Regions from separate parts of the Homo sapiens genome. Here region 1 is linked to region 2. The links are chromatin loops, found by intact Hi-C in ENCODE. Cell type or tissue: Calu3. All regions are shown on one strand. Links, peaks and the distances in the headings refer to the core of each region. The heading gives the core; the rest is flanking DNA. Region 1 has its middle 60 kb from the start of CAPZA2. Region 2 holds the start of COMETT (cytosolic oncogenic antisense to MET transcript).

The links. A loop is a pair of places that touch in the nucleus more often than their neighbours do. Peaks named below come from ENCODE experiments on the same cell type or tissue, not always from the same donor. Only the 100,000 strongest peaks of a DNase experiment are listed, where the experiment ranks them.
Region 1: a loop joins it to region 2, with 2.5 times the contacts of the local background. A loop is called at or near these places in 5 of 110 quality-filtered maps.

What each region holds. Positions count from the first base shown.
Region 1 is chr7:116,800,143-116,805,529 of GRCh38, forward strand. No RefSeq gene overlaps it. Among named protein-coding and RNA genes, the nearest start is that of CAPZA2, 60 kb to the right of the region's middle. In Calu3, for the core only: no CTCF peak of the experiment used is centred there; DNase peaks (open chromatin) are centred at 2,899 and 3,869.
Region 2 is chr7:116,687,296-116,692,682 of GRCh38, forward strand. The region is part of intron 1 of MET (MET proto-oncogene, receptor tyrosine kinase); the gene reads left to right. It overlaps COMETT (cytosolic oncogenic antisense to MET transcript), which reads right to left and starts at 732. Exons shown (of 5, transcript NR_165033.1): 1 at 646-732. In Calu3, for the core only: no CTCF peak of the experiment used is centred there; DNase peaks (open chromatin) are centred at 786, 2,696 and 2,816.

The DNA.
Region 1 (5,387 bases), core at 111-5,110, 110 kb after region 2:
CCTGTGTTCTCATCTGTCAAATACATTAATCATGGTTACCCCCACAAAGTTGTTTGAGGACTTTAAAAAAAAGTGTATAAAGGCACCTGGCACACCATAGTTGTTCAATAATCATAATATCATTATTATCTTTAGTCTTAGACAATAAAAGCCCATGTATAGGTAGCCTTAGTTGGCTAAAGGGAAATGAGGCTTGGAGGGGCATTACAGATGTTTAAATCCAAATTCTTACCCCATTCTTTTTGTTTTTGTTTTTTGTTTGTTTTTTGGTTTTTGTTGTTGTTTGTTTTGTTTTGTTTTTGAGACAGAGTCTCACTCTGTTGCCCAGGCTGGAGTGCAGTGGCATGATCTTTGCTCACTGCAACCTCCACCTCCTGGGTTCAAGCGATTCTCCTGCCTCAGCCTCCTGAGTAGCTGGGATTAGAGGTGTCCACCACCACAACAGCTAATTTTTGTATTTTTAGTAGAAACGGGGTTTCACCATGTTGGCCAGGCTGGTCTTGAACTCCTGACCTCAGGGGATCTGCCCGCCTCAGGCTCCCAAAGTTCTGAGATTACAGGCATGAGCCACCATGCCCAGCCAACTTCTTACCCCATTCTTCACCTCACACCTGCTTTATATACAGTAGAAACAGCTGTGATTCTGCCTCATCCTGCATATGACAGTGAGGGTGAGAGAGGAGAAAGGTGACAAGACAGTGGCACTGGCAAGAGAACTCCCTCACTTCTTTCTCTACACTCCCCACTATCACTTTAATTACTTCTCCTGTGACAGATTCCTTTTTTCTGTTTTAGCCTTTAGACCTGGAATACACAACAGACATGGAAGAGAACATTCTGTCTAAATGACAGGCATGTTGCATGAAGGTGCAAGAATAAGAGCCATAGTCTTCAGTATTGGTGTCTAGAAATTATTATTGTTCCTCATTTTTGCTCAAATGTTAATAGATGGTTAATGATCATTCAGGTTGAAGAAAAAGTAAACTAAGTACAGTATTGTTTTAGTTATGTGCTATGTGTTTGAAGATGAGGAATACATGACTAGACACACATAGCAAGTTACACAGGCACACATGACTCACTGTTGTAGCACTTCAGACAGTTTCAAGACACAGAGAGGTATGCAGACGTTATGCCCCAAAGGAAGAAATGCTTATTGCTGTTTTTCTTTTTCATATTTGAGGGGTTCTTTCAGGACTATCTCAATTCCTTATCTATCAAAGAATTGGAAAGAACTTCAGTCATAAACCAATGAAATATTTCAGTTGGTGAATTGAAGGTAATAAAATGGATGCTTGCCCAAACTGTCCTTTGTTGTAAATTATTCCAGAGAACTAGATTACGTCAGCCAAAGATATTGATCACAATGCTGAGAGGTTTATAACTACTATTAACTTACCATGTGACCCCAGGGCAGAAATCTAGGAAAATTGCAAAAGCATATCTACTGTAATGAAAAGCCCATCATTAATAGGACTTACTATCTTGTCATCCAACTAGTACTATGTTGGCTTCAAGGCAAATATTTAACAAACATTTGAAACAGAAAGCACTTCTGTCTTCTCCCTTTTATCTTCCATTGATGTTCCCGAGCTATTCTGATGAATGTGTTTTTGTTCTTATCAATAAAACATGTAGGTTAAAATAAGTGAATATATTTATAATTATTAGCCTATATAAATTAGCATCCAAATATTGAAATAGCTCCTACTCCTTTATTATTACTATCATTATTTTAATAAGGAGTTAGCTCCTCATGTAGACCAGTTTAGAATACGGCTCAAGTCCAATTCTCCTGCGTAGTTAAACCCTACCTGGTTAAGCATTCTGAAAACTAGTTACTCTTTTTTTTTTCTTTTTTTGAGATGGAGTCTCTCTCTGTCACCCAGGCTGGAGTGCAGTGGTTCAATCTCGGCTCACTGCAACCACCACCTCCTGGGTTCAAGTGATTCTCCTGCCTCAACCTCCCAAGTAGCTGGAATTACAGGCATGCATCACCACACCCAGCTAATTTTTGTATTTTCAGTAGAGATGGGATTTCGCCATGTTGGCCAGGCTGATCTCCAGTTCCTGGCCTCAAATGATTGCCACCTCAGCCTTCCAAAGTGCTGGGATTACAGGTGTGAGCCACCACACCCGGTGGAAAACGAGGTACTCTTAGAGAAGCAATTCTGAGATGAAAATGGCCATATTTAGAATGCATAAACAGACATCTCTGATTTAAATTAACTACTAATTTAACGTTATTTTTGAAGCACTGGGCCCAAATTACAATGAGAATTAATTCTTATTCCTTTCTTGAAAAGAAGCCCTTTGTCTTTGTGCATTCAATTTTTCACTGTCACATGAGTACATTCTTTTCACCGCATGAGTCCCAGGCTGGCAGAAACATCCACTAATCCTTAGACCTCTTGGCTGGAACGACAAAAATGCATAAAATCTTACCAGGCCAAAAGAGATCAACTTTAAAAATCTTTGGCATCCAAACATGTCAGAACTGTTTTTCGCTGGTTCTGCAAACCATTTGTGTTCTTCATTTATGGTCCAGGGGATCTGTAATGTCAGTTCCTACTTTTATTGGGCAGCCTGGAATTTTTAAGCACCATATTTCCTTTACCTTTCTTGGTGGTTTATAATTTTCACCGCTGTTTTTACGAGTTTTCTTCTCTATGTCTCTAAGCCTAAGTGTGGAGATGTGGTAATAGACAGCCTGCTCTTTGCCAATCAAAGCCCTTACTTTGACGTTGGCCACTTTGTTCCTGTGACATCTGCTCTTTCCATTATAGACAAACTGGGGCTTTCCTTCTGCAGAACTGTGACTAAACAACCACCATATTCATCAGTGGCAACAATTCTTGTAAACAAGAAACGCTGAATACAAAGGCTTTGTGAAATCCTGCCCCCAAGAGGCCACATGTCTAAAGTCAGTCACGTGGTCCTCAGAAATGATTTTAGAAGTCTCAGTAAAGAAAAATTACAGAGACACTCAAATATCCTAGTGTGATACTGCTGTAAAACTTCTTCTAATTTTTTGTTAAGCTGTGAGAAAGGGCCTATGGAAACACCTGGATGAAGCAGCAAATCACTGTCCCAAAGTCACTAAAAATCATATTTCAGAAAGGAAATATCTAGCGTTAAAACAACATAGATGCATTTTTGAAAACAAATTGAATTGAGAAAAATAATAATGATAACAATAATGATCTAATCCCAGGACATGTCACAGGAATTAATGACTGACTAAAAGCTAATGGTCTAAGGTAATGCTCTCAGGAATTAGTCTTGCTTATTGAACTGCTATTGTTTTAGTAAACGAATGCTTAAACTGACAGAAAGTAAAAAATCAGGGCTGCCATTATGGAGCCTGGTTGATTCAAAGTGGGGCAGGGGGAGAAGCTAAAGCAAAAAAAAAAAAAATGCATCATTTGATCATTTGCTGTTCTTACTCAATTTTTTAAGTTCGTTTGTCGTTCACAAATTATAGATTCTTTATCATTTTTTTCTTTCATGTATCTGTATGTACTTTTACTTTTGTACTTTAAGGATGTGTTTACTTATGCATTGTTTTATTGACAGAGAAGTAATCTGATAATAAAAATGCAACTCCCTCTAGTGTAGGCATATCAAAGATCTAACATTCTGTTTGCCTAGAATCGTTTTATTTTAAATACTCTGATCTGAAGAAAATGTGGATCCTCGGCCGGGCGCAGTGGTTCACGCCTGTAATCCCAGCACTTTGGGAGGCCGAGGTGGGTGGATCACCTGAGGTCAGGAGTTTGAGACCAGCCTGGCCAACATGGTGAAACCCTGTCTCCTACTAAAAATACAAACATTGGCTGGGCGTGGTGGCGGGTGCCTGTCTGTAATCCTAGCTACTCAGGAGGCTGAGGCACGAGAATCGCTTGAACCCCGGAGGCAGAGGTTGCAGTGAGCCGAGATTGCACCGCTGCACTCCAGCTCGGGCAACAGAGTGAGACTTTGTCTCAAAACAAAAAAAACAAAACAAAAAAAAAGAAGTGGATCTTCCATGTGGGCTTTAGAATAGTGCCTCAAAATTATACTTCACTTAGAACTTATTACTCAACATCTTATTTCAAGAGTATTCTAACAGCTGACTTCTTGATTCTACCTTTCCGTATTGCCTCTTCCTTATAACCCCAAAACAGCTACCAAAATTATATATCTGATCACTTCACTTTCCTGCTTAAAAACCTATGCCCATTCCTAGATGTTCTCTGTGCAGATCCTTTGTTGTTTCATTTTGTTTATTTTTATTATAAAATATATTTTTGAGGAAAAAATTTTAAATTGGACAAAAAGATATAAAGTGAACAGGAAATATCCTCCGACCACTTTCTCTCCCCCTCCATCCTCACTCCCCATGGGTAGCTAATATTAATGCACTTTTTCAGAAATGTTCCACTCTGCATCAGTGGAACTGAACTAAACCAGACACTTTAGTACATCCTTCAATAACCTTTGTCTTATTGACCGAACTATGACTCGGCACACCCTTCCCCAGTCAAGAATATTGTTCTTCTACCTCTGTGACTTTGAACTCTCAACAGAAATATCCCCCTTTGGGGTATGAGCCATATAAACAGGGCTAGACCAAGCTCTGTGAACTACCCCCTCCCCCACTGACTTATAATTTGATATTGCTTCAAACCAGTATCCTTTACCTTTGTTTTGCTCAACTTTTATTTAAATGGAGAGGAGATTAAAATGATTTTCTCTTAATAAAAAATTAAAGAAAGAGATTCACTTGTTTCTATTTGCCAAAGCAGAATAAATATATTTTTAATCAACAAAATAGTATGCTTTTCTAAAATTCTAGTTCTGTTTTTCAATGGAAATTTGCAGTGAAAGTTTCCAGATGCTTGGAAGTTATAAAGAGTTTTAAACTTAGGTAATAAAAATAAATCACCCATTTATGATAAGCAGCACTCTGTGAAAGATTATTTCAGAATCTCAGCTGACTGACAACTTTTAGGAGACTGAACTGTACTTAAGTGTGGCAAACATGCATCATAGAGATGGGTTGTTTACTGTAGCAAGTTACTTGCCTTCGGTCCAACTGTCCTTTTGGCAGAAGCACACCAATCTAATTTTGCCTGTTACATAAAGAGCCACATGTGGAAACCTGAGTCGCCTGACATCATGTTACTGACTTAATCCAGTCATAATTCAGCGCCCAGAGAGCGGCTGGCAGGCCCACCCACCCCCCACTCTCACTCTCGATGTATTCATGATAGCACAGAGGTTAGCTGGACACACTTGGGAATCAGATATGCTAGGTCAGACTCATTTCCACCACTTATCAGTAGTGCGATTTTGGACCAATTGCGTAACCCTCCTAAGCCTCAGTTTCTGAATCCATAAAGTAG
Region 2 (5,387 bases), core at 272-5,271:
GTGTTTACTGAGTTTCAGAAATTGGATTCTGTACTTATTTTTCTGTACTATCCTAGTTTTATGAGAATCTATTTGCTCAGCATTCTCTATTCTTTTAAAAGTGTTTAAGATTTTTGTAAACAGTTTTGTTTGGTTCTTTATTTTCTGGTGACATATTGATCTCAACATAATGCTATTCATATACTTTTAATTCTTCTTCCAACACTGTTAGGATTGCATTATGTTCACCCAAGGAATCCACATCTGTACAAAATGTGGCCAGGTTTGGCTATTCCTTCACATTCACAGTATTCTCATGATTTCTAACAATTCTTGTCTACTTTGCCTAAATAAGAAAATGTCATATACTGACAATTTTGATCGTGAAAAAGAGACCTTAGTTCATACCAGTGTCAGAGTCTACTTGCAAACATTGATTTCCAAGAAAATTTCTCAGGTGTGAGCAAATAAGCAAAATAAATTCAGACCTAAGAGAAAATAGCACTACAAGGAACGCCCAGCTCATTCAAACGCTCTGCATTTTGAGACTAGAGGGGGCTTGGCCTTTGGCACCCTCACACCTCTCCCCTTTGTCTCTCTGTCCCTGGGTGCTGATTTCTCTTTCTTTGTGTGACAGCCACTGTGAAAAGAATGGGGTTCACTCACCACCTGCATTCCTCCACAGCCATTTGATATCTGCTTTCGATAACAGCAGAGGAAACTGATCAGTCATATAAATCCAATCCTGAGCATAGTTCCTCGTTTGGAATTGTACCATGCTTTATGCCGAGGACATTTTCAAACACGGAGGGAGGGGATGTCTGATTCATTCGTGAGTAATGTACCAGCTTCCTCTCCAACTTGTCTCCCTTCAGTGGTTCACATTCTGACTATTCAGTCGGTTTATCCTTTCCAAACCCAGTATTTGAATGCAACTGGCAAAGGTTGATTGCCTCTTTTTTTTTTTAATATATAGACTTGGAAAGATGTTTCTCAAATGTGATTTGCGGATTTATGTTATTCAGTCTTCCTGGATTAATTGAACAAAAACTGGTAACACTGCTACACAGTCTGAATCACAAAATTATGTCCATCCATTTGGCTGAAAAATACGAAAACAAATACTTGTATAAGTTTTCATGCATTTTAGCACTTTCTTTACATTGGGGAAGTTCAACCTTCACACTTTCAAGGGCAATGAAACATTTTTGTCTGACCTACAATTTATTAATGGGACAAAAGCCCATCTGTCAATCAGGGCTCTGAGAGTTCAATGTATTTTCTGAACAATATTTTTTACATTATGTACAATGGTAAAAACAAATGTCCATTTATTCTTCTTTCCAAGAAGTTGAGTACTTTCAACCATTCTTAAAAGGACAAAGATGTTTGCTGACAGAATATGAATTTATAAAGGATAATCTTGAGGATATAATGGCATTCTATTCTTTTTATCTTTACTCTTGCCATATCAGAGTTGGATAATAGTCTCAATCATATGTTACAACTAGAAAATGCACAATTGGCTTTTTCTTATGCTAACAGGCAGCCATTTTCAACTTTTTAAATGATTATAGGACTAAGAGGGGATGCAAAAACAGATAAGAATCTGAATAAAAGCACTATCTGTCAAAGAAACAACATTTGTGTAATAATCAAGAAACCGTTTAGAGCACCCCCTGGAAACATTAATTATAACACATGCAAATCATTCCTGTACAAAGCTTAACTTGTTTATCTCCTATAGCCACCTGTATTTGAATTTTTTAATAAGCTCATTTATTATAAATAAAGCATGTAAATCAATCTGGGAATACCTTTTCTGTTTCAGAAATTTCATGTAAATGACAGGCTGCCACATACAGTACAACTATAGAGGGGAAAAAGTTTCTTTACTCCCTTTCATATAGTTATACCTTCATATGACACTTAAAACCACCTGCCAGGAACTTTTAAAACATGTTTTAGATGCACAGAAGCAAACCCAAATGAAAAAATGCTATGCAGTTTTGCAATACATATATACCACAGAAAGCTTTAAAAACATTCTACCCCAACAGATAAATAGATTTGGCCCAAATCTTTTTAATGTGAGTTTTGTGGGTAAAAAAGATTATTGTTCCCTTATTTTTCCCCATTTGCTGACGACTAGGATTGTCATATAAAATACATTCCTGGGACATGCTTATACTAAACAAATTATCCACTGTTTATCTGAAATTCAAATTTAACTCAGCATCCTATATCTTTACTTGCTAAATCTCAGTTGGGATATGGGCTTACTCTTTTTTTTTTTTTTTTTTTTTTTTTTTGAGACAGAGTCTGGCTCTGTCATCCAGGCTGGAGTGCAATGGTGTGATCACGGTTCACTGCAGCCTCAACCTCCCTAGCTCAAGTGATTCTCCCACCTCAGCTTCCACAGTAGCTGGGACTATAGGCACATGCCACCATGCCTGGCTAATTTTTTTATTTTTTGTAGAGATGGGGTTTGCCCAGGCTGGTCTCAAACTCCTGAACTCAAGCAATCGTCTGGCCTCAGCCTCCTGAAGTGCTGGGATTGCTGGCGTGAGTCACAGTGCCTGGCCTGAGCTAACTCTTTTTTAAAGAGTTAAAATACTGGTTCCTATTTGTTTTTACTTCTCTAGTATGGGAGGCTGTTACTGTGGCTTCTGTCTTGGGGGGCAATTTTCGAAGGGCTTCAAGAACTTGAACCGAGGTTAGAGGAAAACCACAAGATGGCTAAAGGGTGGGAAAAGAAGAAATAACACTATTTAAACTTTAGATGAGAGGACTAAAGTGATGAAACAGTCACCAGGTATTTGGAGTGGTCTCACCCAAGGGACTGTGCCAACTTCCTCATTTTTTATGAGGGCAGGCAAAAACTGGCCAAAACACAAGTTAGGATAATAAGCATAGTAGCTATTATTAAATGCTAGGGTGTGCTGCATAACTGAAGGACAGTGTTTCTCACAGTTTATCTCCAACTCTCATGGCCAACCCATGAGATGTATATCATTATCCCCACGTTTTGAATATAAGAAACTGACACTCAAATCAGAAGGCATGTCAGTGAAAAAGGCCATATTCACATCCCATCTAAGTCTGTCTGACACTAAAGCCCACACTCTCTCCACTACACTCCACCTTGTCTCCAGAATGTTTTGGGCTGTTTAAATGTGATTATACCAAAGAGCAGTTGAATGCACTGAAAAATTCTGAAGATTCCTCCTGTCCCTTCGATTCACTGTTGGAAACCATTGTCAAGGTAGTGTCTGGCTACGATAGAAGGGATTTTTGACATGGCCTATTGTTTTATCTTTTTAAAGTAAATGTAGGTGCTTTTGATGATCATAACACTAACTGTTAAGTCTTTAGGCATAAGAATCAAGCATTCAACTAAGCATGTTTACAAATTTGCTTTCAGCCCAGTGGATCTATCCACTTTTCCATTTAGGTTGCACATTTAGATTTCGGAGTTTATCCTGTTATCTTCAAATCCACGGACTGTACACTCTTTGAGGGAAGAAACTCTTAGTATCTAGTCAAGTACGTGGCATGCAATGGGTGCTCCCAAATACTTGATTAATATCATATGATATAATGTAATATGATTCTTCATAAACAGTGAGTGTTTATAAATACAGTATTTTAAATGTCATTAGGAATCTTCTATTGGAATCTTAACTTTATTTTAATAGACCTACTTTTAAAGTTAATAAACATAATATAAATGTGGACAGGGCTAAGATTTTTCCCTAAGATTTCACTCTGGCAAGTCTTCCTGGAGATTTAGCCATGGCTATTTTTATGACTGTAATTTCCTTAATATGGGGCCTCAGCCATATTCCATCATCATAAATCCCTTTCTTGCACTTAAAAGCAATGTTGAAATATTTTCCAGTTTCTATATCTTAACTCTTTACTTAGATCCATTATTTCCATTTTGAGATTATCTTATGTAAATATTGTAGAAGATTTTAGAATTATATAATAAGAAAATACTAGTATACCACCTCAGAAATCTTAACTAATAGATATGTTCTCAAATGCAAAGTGAAATATTTAAAGTAATTATTCAAGTAAATAAAGAGACCATCTTTGTCCCAATTACTTGAATATTTTACGTAAAGTTGGTTTTATGCACTTGACTTTGTGTTTAAACTCAAGTTTGTAGTATTGTCTACTGGACATTGTTAGCTCAGGACCTTTTCAGGAGCAAGGAATGAAAGAATCATTTTTAAACTTATTTAAAAAAAGAAATAAGGAAGAAAAGAAGAAATTTTACTGGCTCGCCTTAGCTTAAGACATGGCTGGATACAGATGCTCAGACAATCACATCAGGAGCCTGCCTCCCTCCGTGTCTGGGCTCTCTGGCCTCTTGGGTCAGTTTCATGCTCAGGCTGGCTTTCTCCACATAGTGGCAAAGATGGGCATCAGACATCCCAAGTTAACATCATCTTTAGTGCTCATGCTGTCAGAATGAAAGAGGCCCTCTCCCAGCATCCATATTAAATCTCCAAAGAGATTCTGTTTGGCCTTGCTTTGGCCACATACTCAACCCTGACCAAGCTCCGTGTCAAGAGAACAGAGTTCGTTGAAAGGCCAGCCTGGTTTGCACACTCATTCTGTGTTGAAAGATGTAGACCATGTGATTGACAGTCCCAGGAGATAGGAGAGGGAGAATTTTCAAAAGAGTTGCCGGTATAAGAGACAGTGGATTCTGGGAAGGTAAAAAGAGGTATTTATTAAAATACTGTGCCTTTGGAATAAAAATCTTTTCCAGGAAATGCAAATAATTTAAAACAATTCAAATAAGGATCATACATTTTAAAACAATTAGAAATACACTCAGAAGAACTGAATTGCTCATTTAGTAGATTTCAGATAATATTTTCTCCTCTTTGAACCTCAGTTTTGTCATCTGGAAACACAGGATAATGCTTACCTTATAAGGTAATCATGATTAGAAGAGATGATGGAGCTGACCATATCTATTTACTATAAAGTGCTATCTACATAGTTATAAATTATGACAGCTAAGAAAATTAATCCCTAAAGAAAGCAAAATTACCTATGTCACGGTTTAGAAAGTCTCTCTCTTAAGAAGAAACTTATTCTATTGCCTCTGTTGGGTTTTTTCCTGAGGAATCGGTGTTTGAATGCAATATACATTTTTGTAGGCTCTGCAATGTTTTTATGATGAGGACAGTCATAGTGTTGACAATTACTCAATGAATACTTAGAGATTTGAATGTATCGCTAGATTTCTGGGAAATGAAAAGACCAATGTAAGCTAGTTGAATGAGAAAACCAGAGGTGGGCAGATGGTGGACAGATTAAGTCGCTGGTTTTAAAGGTAGGCTGAACTGGTATTTGTAACTATTAATAACAGCCATCTTCTTTAAAGG